Linked DNA regions of Homo sapiens: region 1 is linked to region 2. The links are chromatin contacts, found by Hi-C or POLR2A ChIA-PET in ENCODE. All regions are on one chromosome and are shown on one strand. Each heading gives the region's core, a stretch centred on a gene start or an enhancer-like site at or near the end of the contact. The rest is flanking DNA. Distances are from core to core; before and after follow the strand shown. Region 1 overlaps LOC105374140 (a long non-coding RNA gene). Region 2 overlaps LOC105374140 (a long non-coding RNA gene).

Region 1 (3,943 bases), core at 110-2,609, 38 kb after region 2:
AATTCAAGAAATAACTCATTACTAGATATTACCATTGCCATTCACATGTAAGCTTGTTAATTAGTGGGTTACATGAATAACACATGAGTGTAAACTATAACAAGGAAAATTTGAAATATTCCTTCTCAATTTCTCCTTATTCCCTTAAAAATGAGGTGGGATGTCCTGAGAGAGACTCACAATTTTTTTACAGTGGGCCCCTTCCTCATAGTAGGTCTAGTCAACTGTGGCTGCTACTATCCCTAGAAAGTGTTTGAGAATATGCAGAGGTATTTGGTCACATTGCCTAGGGGATACTATCAATATTTGGTGAATGGGTAACAGGAATACTAATCATCCTGGAATGCATTGGGCTATTAAGAATTGTCCCACCCAAATACCAATAGTGCCTCTGTTGAGATATAGGACAAGAGTGATGTTGACCTCTTCTTTGAATTCCCCACTGTGCTTAGCATACTATCTTACACTATCGTTATTGGCTATTATAGTTTGTGTGATATTTTAAAAATAATAAATGCATAAATAAATGAACTATACAAAACATTTGGTAATATGCTGTGATACATCCAGGGATTTGTATCTCTGGCCCAGTAGGAATATAAAGTTTTTCTTTTGGTTGGCAATTCAATAATTTATATTCACAGCCAAACCTTCCACCCACTCCATGCCCTATTTAGAGTGAATTGTTTCTCTTCATTTTAAAGACGGCCTAGATCCTTTTTATATAAGCATGGTACTTGCATCATAAATTAATGCTGGCGTTGCTCAATGTAGCCAAGAATGCAATAGAATTACTAGAGTCTCTTTTTTCTTATGGAATTGCTATGCAGTCAGTTATACGACCTGATATTCCATTAGCCAAATTCTCAGTGTCTAAATTCATTATGTAGAATAAAAAGAAAGTTTAATCCTCTCTGTTAATCTTGTCCACATTTTATCTTATACTAAAACGGTAAAGTACTCTTGCATTTTTTTCAGATTCATGTTTCCCTTATGCAAAGTTTAACAAAATAATGTATATGGGACAATAAAACAGACTTTAAAAATGACTTAACACAAATTTATCTGTTTTCAGTCAACAACAAAATATTAAATGTCTACAAAAAAATATGTGTCTACCACATACTGGAAGTGTACATTCTAGTAAGAGAGTTTCTACCCACAAGACCTTAGAATTTAAATGGGAAAATGGGAAGTTAAGTGTTATGAAGTTATACATATTCTGTGACAAGAGTAGACTCCAGTTCATATGTGAGGTGTAAGGAAGGGAGTAGCCAGTTCTACCAGCAAGTGTGTGGATGTAGTAGGAGGGGAGGAGGCCATGTTGGGAAATACCATAATGAGATGGTGACACTTGAGCTGGAGCTTGAAACATGAGTGGATGTTAAATAGGCAGGCAAATAAAAAAATAGAAAGGAGTAATAGCTAAGCTAAACACAGAGGCAAGAAGGAGTGAGTCACTTTCATTCATCTGGAGCTCATTTATCAGATTTAGAGATCAGGAGATATGGCTGGAGAGACGGGTTGACAACGTCTTTTACACCATGCCATGTAGTTTGAAATATATACTGTAGGCTACACAGTGGTTCTTAAAGTGTGGTCTCAGTTTAGCGGCATTAACACCTGGGAACCACCTGGGAACCATCTGGGAACATCTTAGAAATACCCATGCTCAGGCCCACCCCCACCTACTGATTCAGACATTCTAAGAAAGGGGGCCCAATAATCGGTGATTCAACCAGGCTTTGAGGTGGTTTAATGCATACTAAGGTTTAAGAACTGCTAGGCTAAGAGAAGCCACAAAATGACATTAAGCTAATATGTTGTTTGTCTTTTAAAATATTATATTAGTAAAGTTTGATTAGAAGGAAAAAAGATGAGAGGGAGGGAGACCATTCAGGGACACATGATCAAGAGACCATGGAGACATGCCCAAGTGCAATACTAGTAAGAAGAGAGAGAGGAGGAGAAGTCACAAAGGACACATTAGGAGGTGGAATCTATGGGATTTGATTTTTTTTAAAGAGGAGATCCTAATAGTACTTTTGATTTCTTGGTAGTAGAAAGTGATACCATTCTTAAAGTGGAAAGTGTGGAAGGAGGTGAACTTAATTTTGGACATGTTGAGCTTAAATTTCCTGCGGTAAAGTTGGAATGCAAATAGATTGAATAGACAGTTGGGCATACAAGCATGGAGCATTAGAAAGAGGTCTGACTGAAAATAGAGATGAGGAAGTCTTTAGCTATTATAGGAAACTGATAACATATATGAAGGGACAGTATATTAGTTAAAAAGAGAGGATAAGCCAGTGTAATGCCTCAGGATCATTTATGGGCTAGACAGGAAGCATCTTTACATGCAACAGAGAATAAGTGATCCATTGTTTTGTGAGGCAAAAGGAGAACCAGAAGGGTGTGTGGTCAAGAAGACCAAAGGAGGAAGGTACTGGTCATCAGTGCTAAGTGAACTGTCATCTTTGGGAAGATGAAAGCCCAGAAGAATCTTTTGGTTTTGATATTAGGGAATCATTGTCAGCCTTAGTAAGAACAGTTTCTGGAATATAGGGAGGATAGTTTTTCTTGAATCCTTGGCCAGCAGTGATAGCAGACCCACCCCGCCCAGACCTTTTAGAAGAGGGTGCCAGTTTTTCTCTGCTTTTGCTTGACTTCAGCTTTCATGTGAAGTTGCCAGCTGAACAAAATAAAGTAGAGACAACTTATATTGTTAAAGAGAGAGGATATATTTCCTTTTATTTTTATTTTATTTATTTATTTATTTTTAAGACGGAGTTTCACTCTTGTTGCCCAGGCTGGAGTGCAATGGCAGGACCTCAGCTCACTGCAACTCTGCCTCCCGGGTTCAAGCAATTCTTCTGCCTCAGCCTCCCGAGTTGCTGGGATTACAGGTGTCCGCCCCCACACCCTGCTAATTTCCAGCTAATTTTTTGTATTTTTAGTAGAGACGGGGTTTCACCATGTTGGCCAGGCTGGTCTCGAACTCCTGACTTGAGGTTATCCACCCGCCTCGGCCTCCCAAAGTGCTGGGAATACAGGTGTGAGCCACCGTGCCCAACCTATGTTTCCTTTCAGAAAAGAGGAGGTGGAATGTAGCTACTAGGAAGAGGGATGAAGGGATGAGTAAGGCCGGCATCTTCAGCTGGCAGAGCTAAAAATACCACAGAGTTAACATAATACATGAAAACACCACAGTCCTTGAGTCACAATGAGGAAAGGTGTGAGGACCTGACAGCTGGGCCTAAAGTTGATAACAGGAAAAAGCAACACTTGGGTGCATCAGTGGCAGGTGCTCTGAAGTAAAACAAGAATAAGCATTTTCTATTTTTTAAAAATTTTATTCTAATGAACAAGGGTGAGACTTTGTGATTGCTTCCCTAACATGAGTTCAGAACTGTGGGATGAAGATTATATAGGTTCCCTATTCTTAGATGATGACTTGGTCTGTCACTCTGCAGGATGTTTAGGGTTAACTGTGGATTAAATCAGAATTTCACTGTAGTTCAAATCTGAAAACGCTGGTGACTGGAATACCTAAGTTTGTGGTGATCCTGCTCCTGGCCCATGGTGGCAGTGGTCATGAACTGGAGAAAATGGAGTCTCTCTCTCTCTTTTTTTTTTTCCTGACATCAACCAAGAAAATTTACTGAACTTTAATTTTTGAGGTAAAGATTCTAAAATACCCTCTACAATTTGCTGAATAAATTATAATTTTAATTGTAAGTGTCTTTTCACTTTAGAATGCATTCCACTGCCCTCAACCCCACATAAGGACAAGTCTCAAGTCAATAAAGAACCTGAGATGAAATAAAATATTCTGAGGCTGTCTCTGGCTTCTTATTTTTAGAACCGGATTGGAATGAAACTTGTCCCTGGAGTTTGGGAGAATTAGTTCATGATACCCAATAGCATTAAGCACTTAATTGGC
Region 2 (3,596 bases), core at 478-2,977:
GTAAGATTAAAATGATATATTAGTAGGATGAAAATGGCTGATGACAGATGGTCTAACCCTATATTGGCATGCACCAATGGGGAAAAAAAGGTATTTTATTTAGACAAAGAAATACAATAAAGGATGATAGGAAAAATAATTTATTAAAAGTTTAAATAATCTTAGTTGCAGTTCATCTTATATCTCAAAAAACTCCAATTTTTTGGGAAGCAGAGCAAGATGACAGAATAGAAGTCTTCACCAATTTTCTCCCCACACTCCCACAAGGACACCAATTTAATAACTATCTACATAGAAAAATAACATTTATTAGAACCAAAAGTCAGGTATGAGGACTCATAGCACTTGATTTTAATTCTGTATCTCTGAAGGAGGTGCTGAAGAGGTAGATAAAACAGTCTTGAATTGCTGACACCACCCCTACCACCCCCTGACAAGGGTGGCAGGTTGCAGAGAGCATCTCTGGGCTCTGGGGGAGGTAAAACACAGCAATTGTGAGGCATTGAACTCAGCGCTATCCTATTAGGGCAGAAAGGAAAACCAGACCTAACTCAGCTGATGCCTGCCCATGGAGAGAGCATTTAAACCAGCCCTAGCCAGAGGGGAATCACCAGTGCCAGCAGGCTGAACTTTAGTTTCTACAAACCTTGTCGCCATGGGCTATAGTGATCTGTGCTCCAAATAACTTTGAAAGCCAGCATAGGCCATAAGGACTGCAACTCATAGGCAAGTCCTAGGGCTGAACTGAGCCCAGAGACAGTGGACTGGGATAGAGCGTGTGATCTGCTGAGGCACTAGGTAGGGTGGCTAAGAGAGTGCTGGCATCACCCCTCCTCTAACCCCAGGCTGTACAGCATGCAGCTCCCAAAGAGATCCCTTCTTTTCACTTGAGGAGAGGAGAAGAAAGACAGGGGAGAACTTTGTCTTACATCGTGGATACCAACATAGCTACAGCAGGATAGGGCACCAGTCGAGTCATGAGGCCCCTGTCCCAGGCCATAGCTTCTGGATGACATTTCTAGATACACTGTAGGCCAGAAAGGAACCCACTGCCTCAAAGGAAAGGACCCAGTCCTGGCAGCATTTATCATCTGTTAACTGAAGAGCCCTTGGACCCTGAATAACAAGTAGTGATACCCAGGTGCTACTTCAAGGGCCTTGAGCGAGCCTCTGAGAATTGCTGGATTTAGGAACCACCATGGCTACAGAGAAGTGTAGCTCCAAATGGGCTCTTAGTGTCCCCAAATCCAGGACTAGACTCTTAGATGGCATCTCTGGACCTGCCCTGGGCCAGAAGAGAGCCCACTCCCTGAAGGGTGAGTCCCAAGTCAGGAAACATTCACCACAAGCTGACTTAAGAGCCCTTGGGCCTTAAGGGAAAGTTGGTGGTAGTCTGGCAGCACTCTTCATAACCTGTAGTGGTGGAGGCTATGGGGTGAGTCTCCTCTACCTTTGGAGAGGGGAGGGAAGACTGGAAAGGACTGTGCTTTGTGGTATGCATGCCAGCTCAGTCACAGTAAAATAAAACACCAGGCAGATTTCTAAGGCTTTGGACCATAGTCCCTAACTCCCAGATGGCACCTCTGGACCCACCGGGGAGCTGGGGGCCCTCACCACCCTAAAGGGAAAGACACAGACCTGACTGGCTTTGCTACCTGCTCATTTTACATCCCCAGGGCCTTGAGCAAACAAAGGGAGTAGCCAGGGAGTGGTTATAGCAGGCATTGGGCAACACCCAGTATTGTGTCAGCTTCAGGTCTGACCCTGCACAGTCATAGTGGTGGTGGCAAAAGGGGTGATTCTGTCACTCCACCCACCCCTAGTTTAGGTCACAACACAGAGACACTTTGCTTGTTTGAGAGAAAGTAAGGGAAGAGAACGAGTCTCTGCCTGGTAATCTACACAATTTTCTCAGATTTTGTCCAAGATCATCAAGGCGTACCTCTATGAGTCTGCAAGAACCATGGCATTACTGGGCTAAGTGTGCCTCCTAAAGCAGATACAGCTTAGATCACAACCCTCAAATTCTTTTAAATATCTGGGAAGTCTTCCCAAGAAGAATTGGTACAAACAAGCTCAAACAGTGAAGACTGCAATTAATGCCTAACTCTTCTGTGCCCAGACACCAAAGAACATCTACTAGCATCAACACCATCCAGGAAAATGTGACTTCACCAAATGAACTGAATAAGTCATGAGGGACCGATCCTGGAGGAAAAAAACAAAAAATATGTGACTTTTCAGATGGAGAATTCAAAATAGCTGTGTTGAGGAAGCTCAAAGAAATTCAAGATAACAAAGAGAAGGATTTCAGAATTCTATCAGATAAATTTAATGAAGAGATTGAAATAATTAAAAAGAATCAATCAGAAATTCAGGGGCTGAAAAATGCAATTCACATACTGACGAATGCATCAGAGTCTTTTAACAGCAGAATTGATCAAGCAGAAGAAATAATTGGTGAGTTTGAAGCCAGGCTATTTGAAAATACACAGTCAGAGGAGAAAAAGGGAAAAAATTATTAAAAAAACAATGAAGCACACATACAGGATCTAGAAAATAGCCTCGAAAGGGCAAATCTAACAGTTATTGTCCTTAAAGAGGAGGTAGAGAAAGCAATAGGGGTGGAAAGTTTATTCAGAGGGATAAAAATAGAAAACCTCCCCAACTTAGAGAAAGATATCTATATATTCAAGTACAAGAAGATTGTAGAACACAAAGCAGATTTAACCCAAAGAAGACTACCTCAAGGCATTTAATAGTGAAACTCCCAAAGGTCAAAGATAAAGAAAGGATCCTAAAGCAGCAAGAGAAAAGAAACAAATAACATACAATGGAGCAGCTGACTTCTCTGTGGAAACCTTACGGGCCATGAGACAGTGGCATGACATATTTAAAGTGCTGAAGGAAAGAAACTTTTACCCTAGAATAGTATATTTGTTGAAAATATTCTTCAAACGTGAAGGAGAAATAAAGACTTTCCCAGACAAACAAAAGCTGAGGTATTTAATCAACACCAGACCTGTCTTACAAGTAATGCTAAAGGGAGTACTTCAGTCAGAAAGAAAAGGACTTTAATGAGAAGTGATCACCTGAAGGTATAAAACTCACTGGTAACAGTACACAGAAAAACCCAGAAAATTGTAACACTGTAATTGTGATGTGTAAACTACTTTTATTCCAAATGAAAAGACTAGCCAATGAACCAATATAAAATAATAACAATTGTCAAGACATTGACAGTACAATGAGATTTAAATAGAAACAACACAAAGTTAAAAAGTGGGGGAATAAAGTTAAGGCATAGAGTTTTTATTGATTTTCTTTTTCTTATTTATTTGATTGTTTATGTAAACTGTTACGTAGTTATCAAGTTGAAGTAATGGGTTATAAGATAGTATTTTCAAGCCTCATGGTAGCCTCAAGAAACATGCAACTAATACACAAAAAATAAAAAGCAAGAAACTAAATCATATCACCAGAGAAAATTACCTTCACTAAAGGAAGACATGAAGGAAAGAAAGAAGGAAAAGACCACAATCAGCAAGCAAATAACAAGGCTGGGCGTGGTGGCTCAGGCCTGTAATCCCAGCACT

What was found. Hi-C counts contacts between places; a loop is a spot of excess contacts on that map. ChIA-PET counts read pairs that join two places held with the same protein, here RNA polymerase II (POLR2A). Pooled maps may share reads with other maps.
Region 1: a loop to region 2 is called in a map of PC-9, with 2.4 times the contacts of the local background. The contact joins two enhancer-like sites. A Hi-C loop is called at or near these places in 1 of 168 maps with a recorded cell type or tissue (PC-9) and 1 of 50 pooled maps. POLR2A ChIA-PET finds 5 or more read pairs at or near these places in 1 of 52 experiments (activated CD4-positive, alpha-beta T cell).

The regions. Positions count from the first base shown.
Region 1 is chr3:144,360,877-144,364,819 of GRCh38, forward strand. All of the region lies in intron 3 of LOC105374140 (a long non-coding RNA gene), which reads left to right. Among named protein-coding and RNA genes, the nearest start is that of DIPK2A, 390 kb to the left of the region's middle. Within about 2 kb of position 1,360, at least 2 of the 41 ENCODE cell types and tissues checked have a DNase peak (open chromatin) inside an H3K27ac peak, as active enhancers do.
Region 2 is chr3:144,322,549-144,326,144 of GRCh38, forward strand. All of the region lies in intron 3 of LOC105374140 (a long non-coding RNA gene), which reads left to right. Among named protein-coding and RNA genes, the nearest start is that of DIPK2A, 350 kb to the left of the region's middle. Within about 2 kb of position 1,728, at least 2 of the 41 ENCODE cell types and tissues checked have a DNase peak (open chromatin) inside an H3K27ac peak, as active enhancers do.